Linked DNA regions of Homo sapiens: region 2 is linked to region 1. A link is an interaction called in ENCODE POLR2A ChIA-PET data of the cell type or tissue named here. Cell type or tissue: A673. All regions are shown on one strand.

Evidence for each region. ChIA-PET counts read pairs that join two places held together with the same protein. Peaks named below come from ENCODE experiments on the same cell type or tissue, not always from the same donor. Only the 100,000 strongest peaks of a DNase experiment are listed, where the experiment ranks them.
Region 2: POLR2A ChIA-PET joins it to region 1 with 8 read pairs; 10 of 35 experiments call an interaction of 5 or more read pairs at or near these places.

What each region holds. Positions count from the first base shown.
Region 1 is chr5:138,447,686-138,451,685 of GRCh38, reverse strand. No RefSeq gene overlaps it. Among named protein-coding and RNA genes, the nearest start is that of REEP2, 11 kb to the right of the region's middle. RefSeq lists enhancers at 1,621-1,710, 1,781-1,840. In A673, a CTCF peak has its summit at 1,570 (motif pointing left); DNase peaks (open chromatin) are centred at 1,515, 1,975 and 2,495; H3K4me3 peaks cover 753 bases; H3K27ac peaks cover 2,131 bases.
Region 2 is chr5:139,284,543-139,288,542 of GRCh38, reverse strand. It overlaps SNHG4 (small nucleolar RNA host gene 4), which reads right to left. Exons shown (of 7, transcript NR_182757.1): 7 at 3,643-4,000. It overlaps LOC124901081 (a long non-coding RNA gene), which reads left to right. Exons shown (of 4, transcript XR_007058956.1): 2 at 3,233-3,295. It also overlaps a transcript of MATR3 not described here. Among named protein-coding and RNA genes, the nearest start is that of MATR3, 7.2 kb to the left of the region's middle. In A673, a CTCF peak has its summit at 145 (motif pointing left); no DNase peak of the experiment used is centred here; H3K27ac peaks cover 555 bases.

The sequences.
Region 1 (4,000 bases):
AAAAGGAGAGGGTAATTCATAGGGGATGCAGGGCTGGTAGGGTCAACTTGGGAAAAAGGTCAGGGAAAGGTAGATCATTGAGGAGCCTCACCCCCAGCCCCTGCAAGAATACTATGGGATTCCAGGATGTGGAGACTAGGGACTTTGTCTTTTTCTTTTATTTTTTACTTTTCTTTTTTTTTTGAGATGGAGTCTCACATCGTCGCCTGGGCTGGAGTGTAATGGCGCAATCTCAGCTCACTGCAACCTCCCCCTCCCAGGTTCAAGCGATTCTCCTGCCTCAGCCTCCGAGTAGCTGGGATTACAGGTGTCTGCCACCATGTCACACCTGGCCTGACTTTGTCTTTTTCAACTCCATAGTACCCCAGATGAAAATACAGGAAGGGTCAGGGGGCACCTGGAGCAGGCCTGGGACTGCCACTGTGGCCATCAGGGAGACCATATCCAGGGAATGTCACAGCTATATGAGCTTCCCTGCCTCTGGACCCAACTTCTCCTTCCTACCTCCCCGCCCCAGTCCCCATCCCTTGCTGCCTCAGGGGTCCCTCTCCCCTCTTGATCCTGAATTCAGCTCCAGCAGCCTCTCTAGATGCCATTTCAGAAGCCCAGGTTGGGGCCAAGTGCGGTGGCTCACGTCTTTAATCCCAGCACTTTGGGAGGTGGGCGGATCACTTGAGGCCAGGAGTTCGAGACCAGCCTGGCCAACATGGCAAAATCCCATCTCTATTAAAAAGGAAAAAAAGGCCGGGCGCGGTGGCTCACGCCTGTAATTCCAGCACTTTGGGAGGCCGAGGCGGGCGGATCACGAGGTCAAGAGATTGAGACCATCCTGGCTAACACGGTGAAACCCCGTCTTCACTAAAAATACAAAAAATTATCCGGGCGTTGTGGCGGGTGTCTGTAGTCCCAGCTACTCCGGAGGCTGAGGCAGGAGAATGGCGTGAGCCCAGGAGGTGGAGCTTGCAGCGAGCCGAGATCGCGCCACTGCACTCCAGCCTGGGCGACAGAGCGAGACTCCATATTAAAAAAAAAAAAAAAAAAAAAAAAGCAAAAAGTAGCCAGGCATGGTGGCCTGTGCCTGTAATCCCAGCCACTTGGGAGACTGAGGCAGGAGAATCTCGTGAACTCAGGAGGCGTAGGTTGTAGTAAGCCAAGATCGCGCCACTGCACTCCAGCCTGGGCGACAGAGCTCCGAGACTCTGTCTCAAAAAAAAAAAAAAAAAAATCATCCCAGGGTGAGCTTGGCAATTTATCTGTTCGGGGGAGGGTGCTTGCTGGGTGCTGGAACCTCACTGCAAGTGGGGGGCTTCTTCTAGGTCTGACCATCTCCTGGGGCAGTAGGTGTGCACACAGACTGGGCTTAGGGGGAGACTGCTGGAGAACCCACAGCTGTCCTGTTCACCCACAAGAATGCTTTCTTCATGAACCTCCAACTCCAGGGAGCGGAGGATGAGGCACTCTGCTCACCAAACCTGGAGCCTACTGGCCGCGGGAGAGGATTGTCCGCGGGGCCGGGGAATCCCACATAGGGAGGCAGCTGCGCCACCTAGTGGGCTTTTCCATCCTCGCAGGCATCCCTCCCACGCCTCGCCGCCTCCAGCCTGGATATGGCACCGTTTCAGGCAGGACACACACAAAAGCCGCTGTCCGGTAAGGACAGGAGATGCCCTCCTCCTCCCGACGGACCTGACCCAGCTCAGAGAGGGAGAAACTGGGGGGATGTGGGAGGGGGGTGATCGTGCACTGGCGGAAATTGAAGATAGTGGGGAAGCCAGGAGGGGCTTTGGGCCTGCAAACAGCCTCTCCCTGTCATTCTGGATGCCACAGATATGGGGACCATGGCTCAGAGCCCCCAAGGCCCTCCCTTCTGTGCCCGCCCTACCTCCCTCCAGGCCAAGCAAAGCTGGGCTCAGCTCTGCCGATCAAGGGAGAGCTGGCAGAGGCTGGATGGAGCTGCTGGCTTTCCTCTGACGTCACAGCCTGGAAATCCCATTTTAAGCAGGTTCTCTGGGTGTAGGGCACCCACAAGAAAGGGAGGGGGGGCCAGCTGAAGAAGCTAGAGACCTGAGGCTGTTATAGTCAGGTACCTCAGGCCTGGAGGGCTGCCCAGCGATCCCAAGGAGGCCTGGGCATGGGACCCAGCGCTAGCCTGCCCCAGTCCCTACCCAAAGCTAATACCTCTCAAAGGCTCCTGGGGACCCAGGCAGTGATCGAGCACCCTCCACATAGCTCTGGCCATCCACCTATTTCTGACATCTCTTTCCCACTACCCTGGCTTGGAGAGATCTACGGAGGCAGAGGGGAAAGGGGAGAGGGGAGATTGTCCCAGGGAATGAGGGGACAGCAAGGGGTCACCTAGGCCCAGATGTGTGCCACCAGCCAGCCTCTTTCCCAGGAGCCTTTCCACCCGTTCTTCTTGTCACCCTCCATCTCTTCTCTCCTCTGCACCACAGGGGGCAGGCCCTGTGCCCAGAGTTCTAGAAGCCTGAATGTTTCCATAGCAACAAACCAATGAGCTTGGAAATCTGAGCATGTTCCTGTGGACACAGGGAACCCCTGATGTGCACGGAGAGCTTGACAATGCAGAATCTGGATGTGACCTGCCTAGCCACCAGTCACTGTAGATGTGAGCATGCTCCTCCTGAGTGTGAGCCAGTGTGTGTGTTTGTGTGTGTGTGGTATGCAGCAAATGAGATTTAGGTTAAAGAGCGCCTAACCTGGTTTCCTGGGCATATGGTAGCTGTTAGCGTGGGACTGCAGCATCTTACTCTCTGGGGACTTTTCTAGAATGAATCCCTCCCCTAAATTTTACTGTGGTAGCTTCCTCTCCTTTCCGATGGAAAAATGAGCCAAAATTGCTGAGAGGCTGATGGTGAAGGTGATGCCCCTCAGAGGGCTGGTTGACTGGAGGATTCCAAGGAAAGACAAAAGGGACACCTCACATCCCCCACTGTGACCTCACTTCAGGGGGCTCTTGGCTAGCTTGGCTCAAGTGTGGAAGGTGCACATGCCCTGTGATGCCAGGGAAGGAGGAGGAAAGCCTAGTGTAGGGGCGCTTTGCCAAACTTGGGGTCCAGAGCCTGGGTCTGGGTCCTACTCATACCCCCTACCCACCCCATGGTCTGCTTCGTTCATTTTCCTTCCACAGGCTGAGCTATTTCTCTGATCCCCTTTTTCCTCCCTTACGGCTCTTTTCCTTAGTCTCTCCTCCGTACCTGCCTCTGCTCCTCTGCCAGCCTTTCCCTCCCCCTGGGTTCCGGCTTCCCGGGGGCTCATCCCCAGTCAGTTGTGCTTCTTGGCCCCTGGAGCTCTGGCTCTGCGTCCCAGGGCTCGGACCCCATGCCCTGCAGCTCCCTTCTCCTCCTTTCCTCCAACCTAGCCCAGTAGTCAGGGCTGGACCTCTGCCTTTCCTGGTGCCACACAGGCTGTGCCTCTTTGTCTCAGCCCTTGGTTCCCTCTCTGTCCCCAGGGCTGGTTTCTTCACAAGCCCTTGTCCTGTCTTCCCCATCTCTGCTTCTTCGCTCAACCTCTCTGGCTCAACCCCCTTTGGTCTTTCTAGGCACAGTCCCCGAGGCCTGCCCCACAGCTCCATATCCTATCCTCTGTCCCCTGGGGGCCTCACTGGGATCTTTGTCCCCCAGAGCCTACACCTAGCACTTTCTGTTGGATACCAGAAGGTCCACTCAAGACTTGGGGTAAGATTCTGAGGGAAAAGACAGTCCTTGGGGTTGGGGCCCCTGGCCCTTCTTAGGCCTCTGGTTTTTATTTATTATTATTATTTTTTAAATAGAGACATGGCTGGGCGCGGTGTCTCACGCCTGTAATCCCAGCACTTTGGGAGGCCGAGGCGGGCAGATCACTTGAGGTCAGGAGTTCGAGACCAGCCTGGCCAACATGGTGAAACCCAGTCTCTACTAAAAATACAAAAATTAGCTGGGCATGGTGGCGCATGACTGTAATTCCAGCTACTTGGGAGGCTGAGGCATGAGAATCATTTGAA
Region 2 (4,000 bases), 840 kb before region 1:
TCTGCTTTCTACTCTGCAAGTCTGATTCCAACTGATCTTGTTCTCAACTATTAGATGAAACAACAGCCTCTGGTCCTTTGGCAGACAGAAACATGACTGCCTATCAAATCTCAGTTCAGATACACACCTACCCATGTTTGCATAAGGTTCTAATGCCATCTGGTGATCGTGCAGAGAAAGTCAAACTTTTTCAACGAAGTAATTATTTATTGAGGAACTTAGTGATGATGTGGGAGATTCAAAAGAAATATAACAGGTGCTTAGGGGCTTATCAGCAAAAAGACACAAAGGAAAAAAAGTTTGGTTTTTGTTTGTTGGTTTGTTTGTTTTTTGAGACAGGGTCTCGTGTTTCCCAGGCTGGAGTGCACTAGTGCCATCTTGGCTCACTGTAGCCTTGATTTCCTGGGCTCAAGTGTTCCTTCACCTCAGCCTCCGAGTACCTGGGACTACAGAAGCGCGCCGCCAAACCCAGCTAATTTTTTTTTGGTATTTTTTGTAGAGACGGGGTTTCATTATGTTGCCTAGGCTGGTGTCGAACTCCTGGGCTTATGTGATCTGGCTGCCTTGGCCTCCCAAAGTACTGGGATTAGAGGTGTGAGCCACCATGCCCGGCCACCAAAATTAATGCAAGATTTCATTCATCAAATGCCTATTTCATGAAGGACATTCTACAATGATGGAAAAGACAAACTTCCAGCCCTTAGGATCTTGGTTTGATGGAGATTGACAAGGAGTTTGACCTCAAAGTGGGCCTGTTTGTGAGCAGGCATGGGTAAAAAGCTGTATTCACATTTGGGTGTGGGAGTGGGTGTGCATCAGGAATGGTAAAGAATGGGGCCTTTCAAAGCAAGAATTGCTGGTGAGACTTTGAAAGGTCTAAGTGACAAGTTTGGTACAGCTTAATGATGAAACTTTTTTTTTTTTAGAGACGGAGTTTTGCTCGTTGCCCAGGCTAGTGTGCAATGGCGCAATCTTGGCTCACGGCAACCTCCGCCCACCGGGTTCAGGCGATTCTCCTGCCTCAGCCTTCTGAGTAGCTGGGATTACAGGTGCGCGCCAACATGTCCAGCTAATTTTTGTACTTTTAGTAGAGATGGGGTTTCGCCACATTGGCCAGGCTGGTCTCGAACTCCTGACCTCAGGTGATCCACCCGCCTTGGCCTCCCAAAGTGGTAGGATTACAGGCGTGAGCCTCCTCTCCCAGCCCTGTAATGAAACTTTCAATGCCAGAATAGAGTATGGATTTGAGATTATAATGAGGACCTTTTCCAATTTTGAGTAGAGGAAAAAGCAAGAAAAGATTGGGGACATATACTTTGACACCACAAAATCCATTAAAATATATTATGTGAATATGAGGAGTCCTGTCATCAATGACATTTTTCTTGAAATTTCTTTTGATGAGAAAATTAAGCTTGACAAAGGTAAAAGTCCTAAAAGACGACAAAATGGAATTATGGAATTCACACCTTTGAGGTCAACCATTTGATATTCAGCAGCCAACTAATATTTGAGAGACTATTTATTACTATTGTATACTAGGCACTTGCCAGTACATAATAGTAAACAAAATAAAACAAAATAAAAGGTCTCTGCTCTCATGGAGCTCAGGAGTCTAGCAGAATAGACCACTATTTACATGCTCTACTAAGCAGTTGATAACACATTTTAATTACCATTATTCCTTTTTTTTTTTTTTGAGACGGAGTCTGGCTCTCTTGCCCGGGCTGGAGTATAGTGGCATGATCTTGGCTCACTGCAACCTCCGCCTCCCAGGTTCAAGCAATTCTCCTGCCTCAGCCTCCCAAGTAACTGGGATTACAGGCCCGTGCCACCAGCTTGGCTAATTTTTGTATTTTTAGTAAAGATGGGATTTCACCAAGTTGGCTAGGCTGGTCTTGTACTCCTGACCTCAAGCGATTTGCCCGCCTCAGCCTCCCAAAGTGCTGGGATTACAGGTGTGAGCCACTGTGCCTGGCCAACGTACCATTATTCCTATTTCACATAAGATATCAAGAAGCTTGTCCACAGAGGAGGTCTACAGAAATAAATAATAAAATTAAAAAGTCCAGGCACAGTGGCTCACACCTGTAATCATAGCACTTTGGGAGGCCGAGGTGGGAGGATTACTTGAGGGCAGTTCGAGACCAGCCTGATCAACACAGTGAGACCCCATTTCTATTTTATAATAAATAAATAGCTTTTAAAAAGAAGATTGCCTATGATCTTGCAGCTAGAGACAAATGCAGAGCCTTTGAATGTTATGCTGTCTGCAGCAGAGTTGACACCTCAGAAATCTACTGGGACAGTTTTAATGCCCTGGAACCAGGTCATTTTTTAAGGCTACTTAAAAACAGAAAACTTAACCAGTAGCTGCTCTTCTAGCAGTGGCAAGAGGATGGGGTCAGGTCTTACAAAGGAGTTTTTGAAAAGGTTATATATGAATTTCAAAACTCTGTCTTTTGAGAGTTTAATTATAATGTGTCCTGGTCAAGATATCTTTAATATATTTGGGGTTCTTGGATCTGGATATTCATTTGTCTCTCTAGATTGGGGAAGTTTCCTTTAAGTAAACTTTCTGCCCTTTATTCTGCTCTTTCTGAAATACCCAAAGTGCGTATATGGGTTCACCTGATGGTGTCCCATAGGCTTCACTTTTTCATTTTTTTTTCCTCTGACTAATTTCAAGTGATCTGTCTCAAGTTCATTGATTCTTTTTTTGAGTCTGTTGTTGAAACGTCTGTGGAATTTTCCAATTTAGTCATTGTGTTCTCTAGCTCCAGAATTTGGTTCTTTTTAATGATTTCTGTTTGTTGAACTTCATATTGTTCATGTCTTGTTTTCCTGATCTCATTTAATTCTTTTTTTTGAGACGGAGTTTCACTCTTATTGACCAGGCTGGAGTGCAATGGTGCAATCTTGGCTCATTGCAACCTCCACCTCCCAGGTTCAAATAATTCTCCTGCCTCAGCCTCCCAAGTAACTGGGAGTAGAGGCCTGTGCCACCAGTAGAGCGAGATTCTGTCTCAAATAAAAATTTTAAAAATGTCTTGAAATTCTTATTCTGGCCCACAGTTTCTTCAAGACACAACAGGGCAAGCATTGAGGAATTTTAATAAAAAGTGATAAATCATATCATGGGGCAAGACTAGGGATTAGAATGTGGCATTCATTAAGGCTTTCCAGAGGAATATTTTTTAAAAATCTAAAAGACTATGTTTTGTTCTGTTAGGACAAACAGAACCCACTGCACACTACAGCAAGAGTAGCCAAGATGTTGACCATCTGAAACAAGGTATTTGGCATTTGAAATAGTTGTAAGAATCTGTAAGTAAGACATTTGAGTAGTTCCTTCAAGATGTTAGATTGAACGAGGTTGATGATTGAAGAAGCAGAAATTTACAAGACTTGAGGGCACTATACATGAAAGCTCCTAAACCAAACAGTACTTTTGGAGCCAGATTCATTCAGCACCACACAAGTTCTCGTGTGACTGTGACTTTGGGCAAGTAACATGTACCTTGTAGGGCTGTTGAAAAAAGAGATGTGTTAAATGTATTTAACATGGTCAACATGTAGTAAATAGTGTTGATATTCTATGGCGCCACATGTCCCAAAGTATACCCTAATGACAAAAAATCATAGATTCAAAGATTTTATTTTTTATAGAACCCCAGAATAATAACATATTATAATTATACACTTCAATCTGGTTATAAGTTATATCCTCGCAGCTACTTACCAATATGCCTGCTTGTAAGAGAGGTTCTTCAAGTTATAATTTACACAAAGATGTCTCACAAATTTTCTCAAATATAAAGATATTTACAGATTACTGAAATAAGTAACAAAAGCCTACACATGTGTTTTAGTTAACAGATGTCTGAAATCTAAATAGCAAGTCTCTGCAAATCCATTATTTTCTTTTTTTTTTTTTGAGACTGTCTCAGTCTGTCACCCAGGCTGGAGTGCAGTGGCACGATCTCAGCTCACTGCAACC